Linked DNA regions of Homo sapiens: region 1 is linked to region 2. A link is a loop called in an ENCODE intact Hi-C map of the cell type or tissue named here. Cell type or tissue: endothelial cell of umbilical vein. All regions are shown on one strand. Each heading gives the region's core, and the rest is flanking DNA. Links, peaks and the distances in the headings are about the cores only.

Region 1 (8,345 bases), core at 222-8,221, 190 kb before region 2:
GATATACGAGTTTTATAATTTTAAGATATATGCATGCCTGTGTGCATATGTATATACATATATATGTTTTATTTTGTTTTACAAATATCAAGGTCATCCTTTACATGTAGCTTCTCACCAATATATTACAAATATTCTTCCCTGTTAGTATATACATTTCTACAGGACAGTTTTAATACCTGCCTGGCATTCTATTTTCTAAATCAGGGTTGGCAGATAATAATGGTCCTTGGGCCAAATATAGATCACTTTCTGTTTTTGTAAGTAAAGTTTTATTGAGTCTGCCTATGGCTGCTTTCATGCTAGAATTGAGTAGTGGCAATGGAGAATTTGTGGCTTGTAAAGCCTGAAATATTTATTCTGTGGCCCTTACAGAAAAACATTGCTGATACCTGGGTTAGATAATTGATTCTAAAACTGTGGTTCAGAGATCTCTAGGGGTCTCCTAGATTCTTTCAAGGTATTTCTGGGTATTGTTTTCATAATACTACTAACATGTTATTTGGCTTCTTTACTCTCATTTTATCATGAGTGTACAGTGGAGTCTTGCAGATTCTATATGATTTGGGATGACACTGTCACTCTTACAGCTAATGGAATGTATGCTTTCATATTGTTTAAAAAACTTTATCTTTTTTATTTCTAATACAGTATGGTAAATATTAATCAATATAACCCATATAAACAAAAATTCTCCGGGAGCCTTAATAATTTTTAAGAAGTTAAAAGGGCCCTGAGACCACAGTGTTTAAGAATTACTTGTCTAAAAGCATTGTAAATTATTTAACTGCTCCCCTGTTGTTGGGAAGGTAGATTATTTATTTATAATTTTTCATAAAAAACATTGTGATACAATAGTTTTGTTAGTTCTAGAAGTATTGATAAAATCACATACACAGTTAAAATAAGTCATTGAATTATTTCTAGGGTAATATGAGAAACTTTTAGAAATTCCTAAGGGGCTGGGCACAGTGGCTCATGCCTGTAATCACAGCACTTTGGGAGGCTAAGGTGGGTGATCACCTGAGGTCAGGAGTTCAAGGCCAGCCTGGCCAACATGGCAAAACCCCGTCTCTGTTAAAAATACAAAAATTAGCCGGGTGTGGTCATGCATGCCTGTAATCCCAGCTACTCGGGAGGCTGAGGCAGGAGAATTGCTTGAACCCAGGAGGCAGAGGTTGCAGTGAGTGGAGATGGTGCCACTGCACTCCCGACAGAGTGAGACTCTGTCTCAAAAAAAAAAAAAAAAAAAAAAAAAAAAAGAAAAATTCCTAGCAAGCTTATGTTAATTATTGTTACAAAAATTTGGGCTTAGAGGTTGGGACCATACCAGATGGTCTTCCCAGAAATCACTGGACAGGCTTACTGTTGAAGGGCATTTCCAGAGGAAGCCAATCTACAATGATTGGAATAAGAACCTACTTCTTCAAATATACAGACATCAACACAGAGTCACAAGGATCAAGAATAATCAGGGAAACGTGATATTACCAGAGAAACAAAATAAAGTGCAAGTGGTTGACCATAAAGAGATGGGAGATGTATGAACTGTCTGACAGAGAATTCAAAATACATGTTTTAAGGAAGCCTAGCAAACTTTAAGAAAATACAGATAAAGAATTCAAAGAAATGAGGAAAACAATAAGTGACTAGATTGAGATATTTAACAGAGAAGCAAACAGAAATTCTGAAGCTAAAAAATACTTTGAACAAAATGAAAAATGTAATAGAGAGCACCAAGAGTAGAACTGATCAAGTAGAAGAAATAATCCTTGAACTTGAAGACAGATTATTTGAAAATATACAGAGGAGGAAAAATAAAAAAGTGGATAAAAAGGAATGAAGAATGCCTATAGGATTTATGCAACAGCATCAAAAGACGTGGTATTTGAATTGGAGTTCATCTAGGGGAAGAGAAAGATAAAGAGGTAGAAAGCTTATTTAAAGAAATAGTAGCAGAAAACTCTCCAAACCTGGAGAAAGATATAAATATCCAGGTACAGGAAGGACAAATGACTCCAATCAGAGTCAATTCAAACAAGACTACTCCAGAACATAATCACACTGTCAAACATCACAGACAATGGGGATTTGGAAAGCAAAAAGAGAAAAGAAGCAAATAACATGTAAGGGAGCTCCACTTCAGCTAGCAGCAGACTTCTCAGCAGAAACTTACAGGCCAGGAGAGAGTGGGATGATATATTCACCATGCTGAGGGAAAACAACCTGCCAACCAAGATTGCTATACCCAGCAGAACTGGCCATCAAAAATGAAGGCAAGATAAAAGACTTTACCAGAGAAACAAAAGCTGAGGGAGTTCATCACCACTAGACATGTCTTATAAGAAATGCTAAAGAGAGTTTTTAAGCTGAAAGAAAAGGACACTAGTGATTAATTGAAAACATATGAAAGGATAAGACTAGTAAAATAAATACACAGTCAAATTCAGAATACATGAATACTGTAATGGTCATACATATCTTTAATATGAAAGTTAAAAGATAATACTTAAAAAATAATAACTACAATAACTTGCAGGGGGGATATGCAATATAAAAAGATGTAAATGGTGACATAAACAATTCATAATATGAGTGGGGAATGGACTAGAAGTGTAGAGGTCAATTTGTGTGTGTGATCAAAGTTGTCATCAGCATAAAATAACCTGTTATAACTATAAGATTCTTTTTATAAGCCTCATGGTAACCACAAAGAAGAACCTTTAGTAGATACACAAAAAATAAAAAGCAAGGAATCAAAACATACTACTAGAGAATATCACTTAACCTCAAAGGAAGATAGTAAGAGAGGACGGAAGGAACAAAGAGTCTATAAAACAACCAAATGGCAGTAGTAAGTTCTTACCTATCAATAATAACCTTGAAAGTAAAGGGTTTAAATTCTCCAATCAAAAGACATAGAGTGCGTGAATGGGTTAAAAAAAAAAACCGATCTCAATAGTATGCTGTCTACAAGAGACTCACCTCACCTGCAAGGACATGCCTAGACTGAAAGTGAAGGGATGGAAAAAGATACTCCATGCTAATGGAAATCTAAAGAGTGGCAGGAGTAGCTATACTTATGTCAGATAAAATAGACTTTAAGTTCAAAACTTTTAATGGAGACAACAAACATCATTTTATAATGATAAAGGGATCAATTCATCAAGAGGTCTTAACAATTATAAATATATATGCACCCAGCATTGGAATGCCTAAATATATAAAGCAAATATTAATGGATCTGAATGGACAGATTGACTGCAATGCATTCATAGTAGAGGACTTCCACCACCTTACTTCCAGCAATGGACAATGATCCAGACAGGAAATCAATAAGGAAGCATCAGACTTAAACTACAGTTTAGACCAAATGGATGTATCAGACATATACAGAACATTCCATCCAACAGCTGTAGAATACACACTTTTCAACTGCACCTGGAACATTCTCCAGGTAGATCATATGTTAGACCACAAAACAAGTGTTAACAGATTTAAGAAGTGTGAAATCATATCAAGTATCTTTTCTGATGATGGCATCAAACTAGAAATAAATAACAGGAGGAACTTAAGAAAATTCACAGATATATGGAAATTAAACAACATGCTCCTGAATAACTAATGGGTTGATGATGAAATTAAAAGGGAAACTAAAAAATATCTTGAGACAAACATCACTTCTTAAGCAATTTTGTTAACATATTTCTTTTTCTTCTTTAAAATGGTGCCATAACCTCCTTCATGAAATTGCTGTGAGACATAAATTAGAAAATGCTTGTACAGCCCCTGGTATAGGATCTGTCCCCAGGTCACTTACAGCAGGTCCCCAGCAGGGGTCATGCTGATCTTGCCATCTCCCACAGTAACTATTGTTAATTGTTTTGTCACAAATGCCCCTGAACAATCAATGGGTCAGTGAAGAAATTAAAAGGGACATTTAAAAATTTCTTGAAGCAAATGAAAATGGAAACACAATATACTAAAGCCTATGGGATACACCAAAAGCAGCCCTTCCAAGAAAGTTGACAGCAATAAACTCCTACATCAAAAAAGAAAGCTCCCTGGGCACAGTGGCTCGTGCCTGTAATCCCAGAACTTTGGGAGGCCGAGATGGGCGGATCACTTGAGGTCAGGAGTTCGAGACCAGCCTGGCCAACATGGTGAAACCCCGTCTCTACTAAAAATACAAAAATTAGCTGGGTGTAGTGACACACACCTGTAATCCCAGCTACTAGGAAGGCTGAGGCAGGAGAATTGCTTGAACCCAGAGGGCAGAGATTGCAGTGAGCCGAGATCGCACCACTGCACTCCAGCCTGGGCAACAGAGCAAGATTCTGTCTCAAAAAAAAAAAAAAAAAAAAAAAAAAAAAAAAAAAGCAAGCTCATACCTCCAGCCTGGGTTTTGAGAGCCTGTCTGAAAAAAACAAAACAAAACCCTCAAGTAAATAACCTAATGTAGCACGTTAAGGAACTAGAAAAATAAGAACAAACTAATCTTCAAATTAGTAAAAGGAACAAAATAATAAAGGTCAAAGCTGAAATAAATGAAATAGGCACTAGAAAAACAATAGAAAAGATCAATAAACTAAGTTGTTTTTTTGAAAACAAAGAACATTGACAAAGCTTTAGCTAGACTAAGAAAAAAGAGACGCTACTCAAATAAGAAAATCAGAAATGAGACATTATAAACTGATACCACAGAAATACAAAGGAACAATTATGAACAATTATATGCCAACAAATTGGATAACCTAGAAGAAATGGATAAATTCCTTGCCATATACCATTTACTATGATTGAATTATGAAGAAATAGAAAATCTGAATAATCCAATAATGAGTTAGGAGATTGAATCAGTAATAGACCATCTCCCATTTCTATTTATTACTGTTGTTATTCTAAGAGACAGTGACTCCCTCTGTCACCCAGGCTGGAGTACAGTGGTGTGATCATAGATCACTGTAAGTTGAACTCCTGGGCTGAAATGATCCTTCTGCCTTAGCCTCTCAAGTAGCTGTGGCTATTGGTGTGCACCACTACATCCAGCTAACTTTTAAAATTTTTTTGTAGAGATGGGGTCTCACTGTGTTGCCCAGGCTGCTCTTGAACTCCCAGCCTCAAGTGACCCCCACCACCTTGGCCTCCCGAAGTGCTGAGATTACAGGTGTGAGCCACCCAGTCCTCTGCCAAACCTTTAAAGAAGATCTAATGACAGTTCTTCTCAATTGCTTCCAAAAATTGAGGAGGAGAGAATACTTCCAAACTCATTTAACAAGAGCAGTATTACCTTGATACGAAAACCAGACAAGGATACAACCCAAAACACTATAGGCCAAGATGCAAAAATCTTTAACCAAATACTAGCAAACCTAATTTAACAGCATATTAAAGAGATCATTCACCATGATCAACTGGGATTCTTCCTAGAAATACAAAAAGGGTTCAACCTGTGCAAAACAATAAATGTGCTACACCATATTAACAGAATGGAGGACAGAAACCATACAATCATTTCAGTAGATGCAGAAAAAACATTTGACCAAAAAATATTGTTAACTGTGCTTTCTTTTCTGAACTTAAGAACTTGCTTTTCCAAAACCTTCCCAGAATCCCTGTATGAATCAACAAAATTTAGTTCTTAACACATTTCTCCTTCTTTAAAATGGTGACATTAGCTGGGCATGATGGTGTGTGCCTTTAATCCCAGCTACTTGGGAGGCTGAGGCAGGAGAATCGCCTGAACCCGGGAGGCAGAGGTTGCAGTGAGCCAAGATCACGCCACTACACTCCAGTCTGGGTGACGAGCAAGACTTCGTCTCAAAAAAAAAAAAAAAAAAAAAAGAAATAATGGTGCCATACCTTTCTCATGAAGTTGTTGTGAGGCATAAATGAGAACATACTTGTACAGCATCTGGGACATGGACGGCCTCTCAAAAGGAGTGCTGCTGTTCTTGCTACCTGCACCACTGTAACTGATGTTGTTTCATCATCCTCGTCACCATCATTGTTATTGATTGTAAATGGAAGCACAGTGGTCATCTTCCAAATATGCCACTCTGACTCTGTGAACTTGTCACTTTATAAAGAGGAAATTCAAGCTTGGAGGGGCCTTCTGGCATGACGTTTATTGAATTGTGGGGCACAAGATGCTTCCCTGCTTGTTCCATTTTCCTTTCTCTTGTTTATTCTCCTGCCTTATTTATTTATTTTTTCTTTTGAGACAGAGTCTTGCTCTGTTGCCCAGGCTGGAGTGCAGTGGTGTGATCTTGGTTCACTGCAAACTCTGCCTCCTGGGTTCAAGTGATTCTCCTGCCTCAGCTTCCCGAGTAGCTGGGATCACAGGTGGCTGCCACCATGCCCAATTAATTTTTGTATTTTTGGTAGAGACGGGGTTTCACCATGTTGGCCAGGCTGGTGTCGAACTCCTGACCTCAAGTGATCTGATCTGCCTGCCTCAGCCTCCCAAAGTGCTGGGATTACAGGCATGAGCCAGTGTGCCTGGCTTCCTGCAGTTTTTTTATTGATTGGATGAATGTTTGTATATCCCATGAGCCAGATGAGGCACACTGTCCATGCACATAGCAAGATGGTAACACTTACACCATCTTTACTCTTTTGGGATTAGTCCCAAGCTCCTTGAGAATGACTGCCGTATCACCTGGGTTTTACTCTTCGGTTTCTGGTTGTTACTCCTCAGTCTTCAGCTCAATTAGGATGCATCCATTTGGTAGTTTTACAGTTAGTAACCCTGATGGCTTCCACTGGTTTACGATCTTGTACATCTAAGATGATGAAACTAAGGTTCAGAGAGGTGAGATGACTTTGAGTAAAATTGCATGGTGAGCAACTAGCAGAATTGGACCCTGAAACCAGATTTCTAATGTCCAAATCTTGTCCCTTGTTTATCATATCATGGTGGTTCAATAATAATTCTTCGTGTTTAGTGTGGTGTACTAGAGCTATCAACAGAGAAACTTGAGACTGAGAGGTTTGAAGGGACTAATTCTAGGTCACACAGCTAATGGATGGAGCAGGTCTTTAATCCCAGATCTGGGTTCCAAGACCAGTCCTTTTCTCTTTACGCTGCTCTGTCCCTGCTATCTTTATGTCAGAAAACCACTGAGCTTCCTTCTAGATGTCAGGGTTTGGCAAAAAAGTTATCATGTGCTTCTGCGTCATGCAGCGTTTTCTGAGAATGGGGAGAGGGACTCATTTTGCATCTTTGATCTCTCTTTTTTATTTTGAGATGGAGTCTCGGTCTTGTCGCCCAGGCTGGAGTGCAGTGGCGCGATCTTGGCTCACTGCAACCTCCACCTCCCGGGTTCAAGTGATTCTACTGCCTCAGCCTCCCGAGTAGCTAGGATTACAGGTGACTGCCACCACACCCAGCTAATTTTTTTTTGTTTTTTTTGTTTTTTTAGTAGAGGTGGGGTTTCACCATGTTGGCCAGGGTGGTCTTGAACTCCTGACCTCAGGTGATCCACCCGCCTTGACCTCCTAAAGTTTGGTCTCTTTTTGTATCAGCTTCTATACAGACTTAACCCCATTTTTAAGTCACAGCCAGCATGGTCAACTTCTGTCAGTTTTGCTTCTGTTCCAAAGGCTTCTGTTTTACTAACATACACACATACATGTATGCATATGGATTTAAATAAATTCTGGTGCAGGGAAGTCTAGGAGGCAAAGAGAGATAAAACTCTGTGATTGGAAAGTCACTTCTGGAAACTAGACATATAGAGCAGACCTCACTCTTACATTTCTTTTTGAAGTGCAATAATTTTTTTTTTTTTTTTAACAATATAGGGCCCAGTCCTGTGTTTGACATTAAAGCTGTTTCCATCAGTCCAACCAATGTGATCTTAACTTGGAAAAGTAATGACACAGCTGCTTCTGAGTACAAGTATGTAGTAAAGCATAAGATGGAAAATGAGAAGACAATTACTGTTGTGCATCAACCATGGTGTAACATCACAGGCTTACGTCCAGCGACTTCATATGTATTCTCCATCACTCCAGGAATAGGCAATGAGACTTGGGGAGATCCCAGAGTCATAAAAGTCATCACAGGTAAGATGACTGGCTCCCAGGGATGATGACAAACCATTTCTTATTATGGTGTATTCTAGGGCCTTGTCCGTTCAAGTTGCCTGTTGGAAAGAGAATGGTTTTCATAAACTAGAAGAGGAGAAAAGGTGCTATGTTGTTTCAAGCCTGGGATTTCTGGTGGCCACATCATTCAGTATTAAGGCCCTATGTGTTTTGGGAAGTTCTAACTACTTCTGTTTGGTTTTTAAAATCTTTTGTTATTGTTGGTTAACACCTACCTTTCTGTTAAGACTCAG
Region 2 (8,345 bases), core at 11-8,010:
GGTGGGATGGATTGGTTTTGGCACCAGTGGGATGTGGCTTTATAGTCTTTGTGTGGCCCTGTTAGCTGACGTCAATGTTGACCCAGATTTGAGGGATCCTCAGTGGCCAAATTCTTGGATGTTTGCAGTGACAGCAAGGGTTTTCAGGCTCGTTGCTGGTAGTGGCTGCTAAGGTCTTCCTTATTTAATTTTCTCCCACTGGGGAAGTTGTGGCTTAGGGAACCATTTGACATGGTTCTGGTATGTGTGCTTCCTCTTGATGTTGGTGGCACAGGTGTATTTTGGGTGGCACCTATTGTGCAGCCATGTAACTGAGGCTTGGGTCATGGGCACACCTGAAGGAACTATGGTTCTGGGATCTGGAATGATAATGACACTGGTGCTTAGGGTGAAGACACTCCTGCCACCACATAGGTAACAGTGCTAGAGGTGTGAATGCTTTGAAGCAGCCAGGGAGCCAAGAATGGGAGCATAGATATATGTAGAGTTACAATGGCTCTGGAGTTGGGGTAGGGACTAACTTTCTGTGGAGGGTGAACTGGTGCCCAAAGTGTGGGCATGCCCAGAGAGACCTTGACTCCAGGGCCCAGAGCTTGCTCTAGTGATGGCCCAGTGTCTGATACATGGGTGGGTGCAGTGCAGTCCCAGACCCTGGGTCTGAGTGTGAGCTCTCAAGGGGCAGCTGCAGTTTGGGGTTTGCATGGTGTTGGGGAGGTGGCAGCTCCTTTTCCAAAGTAGCTCAATAGCATCTGCTTCTTGCAGGTGGAGGCAGTACAGTTGTGTCTCCCTCTCTAGGGTTTCCTGGTGGGAATGGCTCTTGGTTATCTCAGTGGCATAAATGCTAGCGTTCTCTGCAAAGCAGGGATCTTGATGACTACCACCACATGGCTGATACTAATTGCCTCAACCTTTCCTGTTTGTTCCTAACCATCTCCTGGCATCTCAAGTATGCAGATATCACTAGAAATCCTTCGTGTGCGGCTATTCTCCATGTTTTTGCTCCTCTGTATTGCTGCAGATTCTTTAATGGGCCCTTGAACCCTCGCAGACCTATTTTGGTTTGTGGATAGCTGTCTCTCTCTCGCTCTAGAGATATATATATAAGATATACATATTTATATATTATATATTTAAGATATATATATTTATATATTATAGATTTATATATATTATTATATATAATATAAATTATATATTATATATATAATATATATTATAATATATATTATATATTATATATATATAATATATATTATTATATATAATATATAATTTATATATATATATAATAATATATTATATATATTATATATGTATTTTTTGTGATGGGGATGAAGGCTAGTATCTTTCTTACTCCATAATCTTGGTGGTATCTCAGAAAACTTTCTTATGTCTCATAATTTATGTCTTTGCAGAGCCAGCCAGCCACTTTGTCGGTCATCAGGGCAGATAATCCATGGGTGCCAAGAACAATGTGACTGAGTTTGTTTTATTTGGCCTTTTTGAGAGCAGAGAGATGCAGCATACATGCTTTGTGGTATTCTTCCTCTTTCATGTGCTCACTGTCCTGGGGAACCTTCTGGTCATCATCACCATCAATGCTAGAAAGACCCTGAAGTCTCCCATGTATTTCTTCCTGAGCCAGTTGTCTTTTGCTGACATATGTTATCCATCCACTACCATACCCAAGATGATTGCTGACACTTTTGTGGAGCATAAGATCATCTCCTTCAATGGCTGCATGACCCAGCTCTTTTCTGCCCACTTCTTTGGTGGCACTGAGATCTTCCTCCTTACAGCCATGGCCTATGACCGCTATGTGGCCATCTGTAGGCCCCTGCACTACACAGCCATCATGGATTGCCGGAAGTGTGGCCTGCTAGCGGGGGCCTCCTGGTTAGCTGGCTTCCTGCATTCCATCCTGCAGACCCTCCTCACGGTTCAGCTGCCTTTTTGTGGGCCCAATGAGATAGACAACTTCTTCTGTGATGTTCATCCCCTGCTCAAGTTGGCCTGTGCAGACACCTACATGGTAGGTCTCATCGTGGTGGCCAACAGCGGTATGATTTCTTTAGCATCCTTTTTTATCCTTATCATTTCCTATGTTATCATCTTACTGAACCTAAGAAGCCAGTCATCTGAGGACCGGCGTAAGGCTGTCTCCACATGTGGCTCACACGTAATCACTGTCCTTTTGGTTCTCATGCCCCCCATGTTCATGTACATTCGTCCCTCCACCACCCTGGCTGCTGACAAACTTATCATCCTCTTTAACATTGTGATGCCACCTTTGCTGAACCCTTTGATCTATACACTAAGGAACAACGATGTGAAAAATGCCATGAGGAAGCTGTTTAGGGTCAAGAGGAGCTTAGGGGAGAAGTGACATTCCAGAGAATCTCAATCCAGCTAGGAAATTGGGAGACTTTCCATCTTGTAGCATCTAACACAGCCTTTTTATTTCCAGTCTGATGTTTGCAATGGCAATTATCCTCCTAGCTCTTGTTGTTATAATAATTCCACATATTCTTTCAATCCTTTATTCATTAAATATTTATTGGATGTTTACAGTGAGTGAGAATACAAATAAAAGTAAGATATAATCTTTCCCTCAAGGAGAGTACAGTCCAGGATGCTTTTAGTGCGATATTTAAGAGCTCATTCAGGAAACGTGTGAGGGCCTGTGAATGAGGGAGTGTCTTGGAAGTCCAGATATCTCATTGATAAATGAATAAAATCACTACATAATTCCTTTGTGTTGGCTAACACAGTGCTCAATGGAATTCATTCTTTTCTTTTAAGAGTAAAGAGCCACTTTACTCTTACCCTTTCATGCTCTCAGCAGGCAGATAAATAAATAAATAAGTAAATAAATAATGTGGAGAGGTCAAGGGATTTACTAAAAGTTACACTTTAACTCCAGAGCAGGGTGAGGACTAGAACACAGGTCCCTAAGTCAGCTTTCAGAGCTTTTCCTCAGGACCTCTTGATAAAGTGTGACTAAATGGACACCAAGCAGGAATGACCAAGAACTTTTGAAAGACCAGGAATGATGGTGATGATGACTTGGGATGATGAAGAGAACAACCAGGAAGAACAAGTTGTCAGCACTTCTTTCAGTGGTGCTGATTCCTCTCTCCAGCAGAACAGCTGACTGCTGCCCTCTTTAACCCCTGTTGCTTTGCTCCATTTTGCCGCTAGAGGGAGCCAAGTTTGTACAGAATGCAATTAAACGAGCCGGATTAGGTATCTCTTAAACATTCGTGGGTCATGTAACCTCATTGGGCCTCAATTTCCACATTTACAGAAGGAGATATTGACAATACCAGCTTCAGAAGGCTGTGAGAGGACCTATAAGACTTTGTAAAGACCTAAATCAAAGTCTGTTGTTCAATGGTGGCTGCTAGCTGTTTTAACATAATATCTTCGATTCCCCTTTCTCTTCCTATTCACCCCTCTATCCTTTCCCTCAAAGCCCTTGTAACCAAACTATCTGATTATTTCATTTACTCCAAAAATGTTTATTGAACACTTAGCATTTGCTGGGTGATATTCCTGGGGCTAGAAGTACAGCACAAAAGAAAGCAGGCAAAACTCTTTGTTCTCATGGAGTTTATATTTCAGTGTGTGGTAAAAGCTGACCCTTACTGAATTCTTCCAATCTGCAGACACTCTTCTAAATATTTTAATTGTATTAACTTTTTTGATCCTTTCAACAACTTCATGAATGAGATATAATCATCAGGAATGTGATGAGAGTTGGGTGAGAGTGGTGGTAGTAAAGAAGACTCATTAGTACCATCTGATGCTGAACAAACACAAATGCAAACGTTGATCTTGATTATGAAAAAATAGTAGCAATAAAATAGCAGTTGACACCTTGAAAGCATAATATTCTCAGAAGTTTTCATACACCAGCTTAATCTGTGTTGGATAAATAATCCCCTTATAAAACTCCTTGGAACAATGTGGGAGCATGCATGAATGGTTATTCAGGTTTAAAGGTAAGTGGCCGGGCGCAGTGGCTCACGCCTGTAATCCCAGCACTTTGGGAAGCCAAGGCGGGCGGATCACGAGGTCAGGAGACTGAGGCCATCCTGGCTAACACGGTGAAACCCCGTCTCTACTAAAAATACCAAAAATTAGCCGGGCGTGATGGCGGGCGCCTGTAGTCCCAGCTACTCGGGAGGCTGAGGCAGGAGAATGGCGTGAACCCGGGAGGTGGAGCTTGCAGTGAGCCAAGATCGCGCCACTGCACTCTAGCCTGGGCGACAGAGTGAGACTCCATCTCAAAAAAAAAGAAAAAAAGATAAGTGGAGATACAGACAGGCTAAACTATGTACATAGGCCACACACAGACTTCTGATTGCTAGTTTAGTGCTCTTTCACTACTGCTTTCATACAGTATTTTAAAGTAGAGTGATAGTGGTATGTATGTCTTACATATATATTCAGGCATGCATGTATGTATATATATATATTCATGAAGATGAAGACAGGTATATAAGGCGCAATCTCAGCTCACTGCAACCTCCACCTCCCAGGCTCAAGTAATTCTCATGCCTCAGCCTCCCTAGTAGCTGGGACTGCAGCACATGCCACGAACGTCCTGCTAATTTTTGTATTTTTAGTAGAGACGGGGTTTCACCATGTTGGCCAGGCTGTTTCTGAACTCCTGACCTCAAGTGATCTGCCTGCCTCGGCCTCCCAAAATGGTGGTATTACAGGCGTGAACCACCATGCCTGGCCTCTACTCTTTTCTTTGAGGAAATTGAAGCACTTACATCATGGATTTGTCAGATCAGAGGTGACTGGAAAGCAATCACTCAGGAATCCCACTCTTTGCCTAGACTTCTATTTACAGAAGATTGACCAACTCAGGAGCCATTTTAAGGTGTGAAATCATAGGTGTGCTTGATATGGCAGATGTTTCTTTCTGCTTCATGCTGGGTTGAGGGAAGAGGGGGAAATTGGGTTGGAGGAAGTAGATCATGTACTTCAGGGGAAAAAAGTCATCTGAGTTTCAGCTACAAGTGAGAAGACTGGATAAGTACTACAGGAGGAGCTGCATAAGGTATGAGAACTTGGCATTAAGAGAAGAGACTGCTGTATGATACAGTGGAAATTACACTAGATGGAAAGTCAGGAAACAGGGTTCCAGTTGCAGAGCCATCCCCACCTCCATCCAAGTTCTCAGGGCTCCCATTTCCTGATGTATACAATTAAGGAGATTGGTTCGAATCTCTAAGGACCTTCAGCTCAGATATCCTATGATTCCATTTTGTTCAGGAATATAGACTACATGAAATCTGGGTCAATCTTATTTTTTTCTCATTTTATTCACATATTTCCTTAGAATTATTTTTAGGTGATTTTATAAAAAGAAAATATTGCATACAGTTCCCATAGATTTATGGACTTGACATAATTATCACAAGAGGGAAAAATATCAAATTAAGAAGATTTAATTGTGTTTTTCACTACTCTTCCTCTCTAAGAGACAACTCCATTTTAATGTTCCTACTACAGGTATTCTGAAAGTTACTAGTAGATGAAGCTCATTGACTGGTCACTCAGCTACTCTGTCAGTACATTTACCCTTCAGTACTGAGTTTTCCGGGAGGACTTCTTAGTTATAAATACAAACAAGATGTAATTGTTATTATAAATTTACTTATTCTGCTGTGGTTGGAGAGAGAGCAGAGAAAGAATGTGGTGGTAGGTATGGTATTGGGAAGGGACTATGAACTTCTCCTTCTTGGAAGGTGAAAGTGTCCACAGTGAAGGCAGAAAAGGAAGGTAGGCTAGAGGTGAGAAGGCGCCCCATGGCTGATTTCTTTCGTAAAAGATTGGAAAATATTATTACTTAAACATATTTGATACAAATAATGTATGTATTATTTAATATATGTAATATGTAATACATAATAAAATTATATATTAATGTTATAAAGCATAATTAATAATCATCTATGAACTTGTTATCAACTTAAGAACAATCCTAATAGCTTGTGTCATATGTGTCTTCTCTATTCTATTTCTTTGCCTTCACAGTGATAACCAATATTCTCGTTTGGTTGATGACTTCCTTACTTTATGAAAATAGATTTAACATATGTGTATATACACCTAACCAATATGTTGTTTAATTTTTCTTATTTTTAATTTTATAAAAATAGTGTTACACATTTGTAGTCTTCTGACTTGCTTTTTTCGCTTAACATAGTATTTCAAAAATTCATCCTTGTTGTTGAATGTAATTGTATTTCATCGTTTTTACTATTGCACAAGATGTCATTGGGTGAATATGCCATAATTATTTTACTATTCTTTTTAAAATATACCTTGGTTGTTTCCATATTTCTCAGCTATCTGAGTGCTGTTATGAACATTCTTGTATGTGTGGAAAAGTTTTCCTGGGGCATATACCTAGGGATTGAATTGCTATGTTGAAGGGTATGCAAATGTTTCAACTTTACCGAAAAAATGTCAATTTGCTTTTGAAAGTGGTCGTACCAATATTCACTCCCTACAGCAATGTATAAGAGATTCTGATGATGTACATTCTTGCCAACACATGGCATGGTCAAAACACTTTAACAGTTTTGCCAATCTTGAGGGTACTCATAGTATACCCTATGTCTTAGTCCCCTTTGGTTGCTATAAGAAAAATGTTATACACTGGGTGGCTCAAACAACAAACAGTTACTTCTCACAGTTCTAGAGACTCCAAATTAAGTCCCAGATTCAAGCACTGGCAGCTTTGATATCTGGTGAGCTGGGGACCTGCTTCCTGGTTTATAGATGGCCGTCTTCTTTCTGTGTCCTCACATGGTGGTAGGGGTGAGGGTGCTCTCTACAGTCTTTTTTAAAGGAGGATTAATCCCATTTATGACAGCTCCATAAAAAGAAAGATATTTTTTAAACAAGCACAAAAAGCACTAACAATGGAAAATTTAAAACTAACTACATTGAAAATAAAAGTGTTTAGCACAGAATAAAATGAAAAGATAAGCCACAAGTTAATCTTATAACTGATACGTAACTGACAAAGGATTAGTCCAAATATACACAAAACTCTTAGAAATCTATTTTTTAATTCAAATAAATCAATAGAATAATAGGCAAAAGATATGATAGGCAATTTACAGAAAAGGAAGCACATATGAGAAGATGCATATGAGTTATCTCATAAAATACAAGTAATGGGATACCTTTGATTTGGTTAGGTGTTACTAGGCAAAAAGTCTTTTGAAAATCTAAAGGCATAGATTTCTGTGGAAGTAACTTATTAAAGAAATGTTCTTAGGATAAACTGGAAAGGGGATACTGGAAGCAAGACAGAGTAGTGGAGAAATCTAAACAAGGATGCAGTTTCAAGTAATTTTCAGCACAGGATCACTTTAGCCTTATCTTGCAGGGAAATGCTGGAGTGTAAATGATGCCAAGAGTTGTTTTGATTTGAGTTAAGGATGTAGCTTTCATATGCCCACACCATTCAGACGTTATTTAAGGGCTTCTCTGGGGCTGGAGTGGGGCGAAAGTCCCAGGTACTTTTGTTTGTCCATTAATATGGGGAAAATGGACTCCAGTGGCCCAAAGGCAGCAGGTGGTAGCTGTTGAAAATTGTTATGGTTTGAATATCCCCATCTACAACTCATATTGAAATTTAATTGCTATTGCAACAGTACTAAAATGTGGGGCCTGTAAGAGGTGATTGGGGGATTAGGTCTATTTAAGAATGGATTAATGTCCTTATCCCAGGAGTGGGTTAGTTATTCCAGGAGTGGGCTACTGATAAGAAAGATGAATTTGGCCAAATTTCCTCTCTCCGTCTTGCATCCTTCCTCACCATGTAATGCATTCTGTCACGTCTTCATGTCTGACATGTCTGAAGACATGTCATCATGTCTTCAGATGCTGGCACTATGCTTTTGGACTTCTCAGCCTCCAGAACTATGAGTCAAAAAAACTTCTATTGCTTATAAATTACATGGTCTGCAATGGAGAAAAATAGAGAACCCAGAAATAAGACTGCACTGCTGCAACCATCTGATCTTTGACAAACCTGACAAAAACAAGCATTGGGAAAGGATTCCCTATTTAATAAGTGGTGCTGGGAGAACTGGCTAGCCATATGCAGAAAATTGAAACTGGACCCTTCCCTTACACCACATACAAAAATTAACTCAAGGTGGATTAGAGTCTTAAATATAAAACTCCAAACTATAAAAACTCTAGAAGAAAATCTAGGCAATACCATTCAGGACATAGGCATGGGCAAAGACTTTATGATGAAAACACAAAAAGCAATTGCAACAAAGACAAAAATTGACAATTGGGAT

What was found. A loop is a pair of places that touch in the nucleus more often than their neighbours do. Peaks named below come from ENCODE experiments on the same cell type or tissue, not always from the same donor. Only the 100,000 strongest peaks of a DNase experiment are listed, where the experiment ranks them.
Region 1: a loop joins it to region 2, with 17 times the contacts of the local background. A loop is called at or near these places in 3 of 110 quality-filtered maps.

The regions. Positions count from the first base shown.
Region 1 is chr11:48,113,197-48,121,541 of GRCh38, forward strand. It overlaps PTPRJ (protein tyrosine phosphatase receptor type J), which reads left to right. Exons shown (of 25, transcript NM_002843.4): 4 at 7,807-8,070. Among named protein-coding and RNA genes, the nearest start is that of MIR3161, 21 kb to the left of the region's middle. In endothelial cell of umbilical vein, for the core only: a CTCF peak has its summit at 3,839; no DNase peak of the experiment used is centred there.
Region 2 is chr11:48,304,767-48,313,111 of GRCh38, forward strand. It overlaps OR4S1 (olfactory receptor family 4 subfamily S member 1), which reads left to right and starts at 1,457. Exons shown (of 1, transcript NM_001004725.1): 1 at 1,457-2,386. The coding sequence starts at 1,457. The coding sequence ends at 2,386. In endothelial cell of umbilical vein, for the core only: a CTCF peak has its summit at 3,198 (motif pointing right); a DNase peak (open chromatin) is centred at 3,205.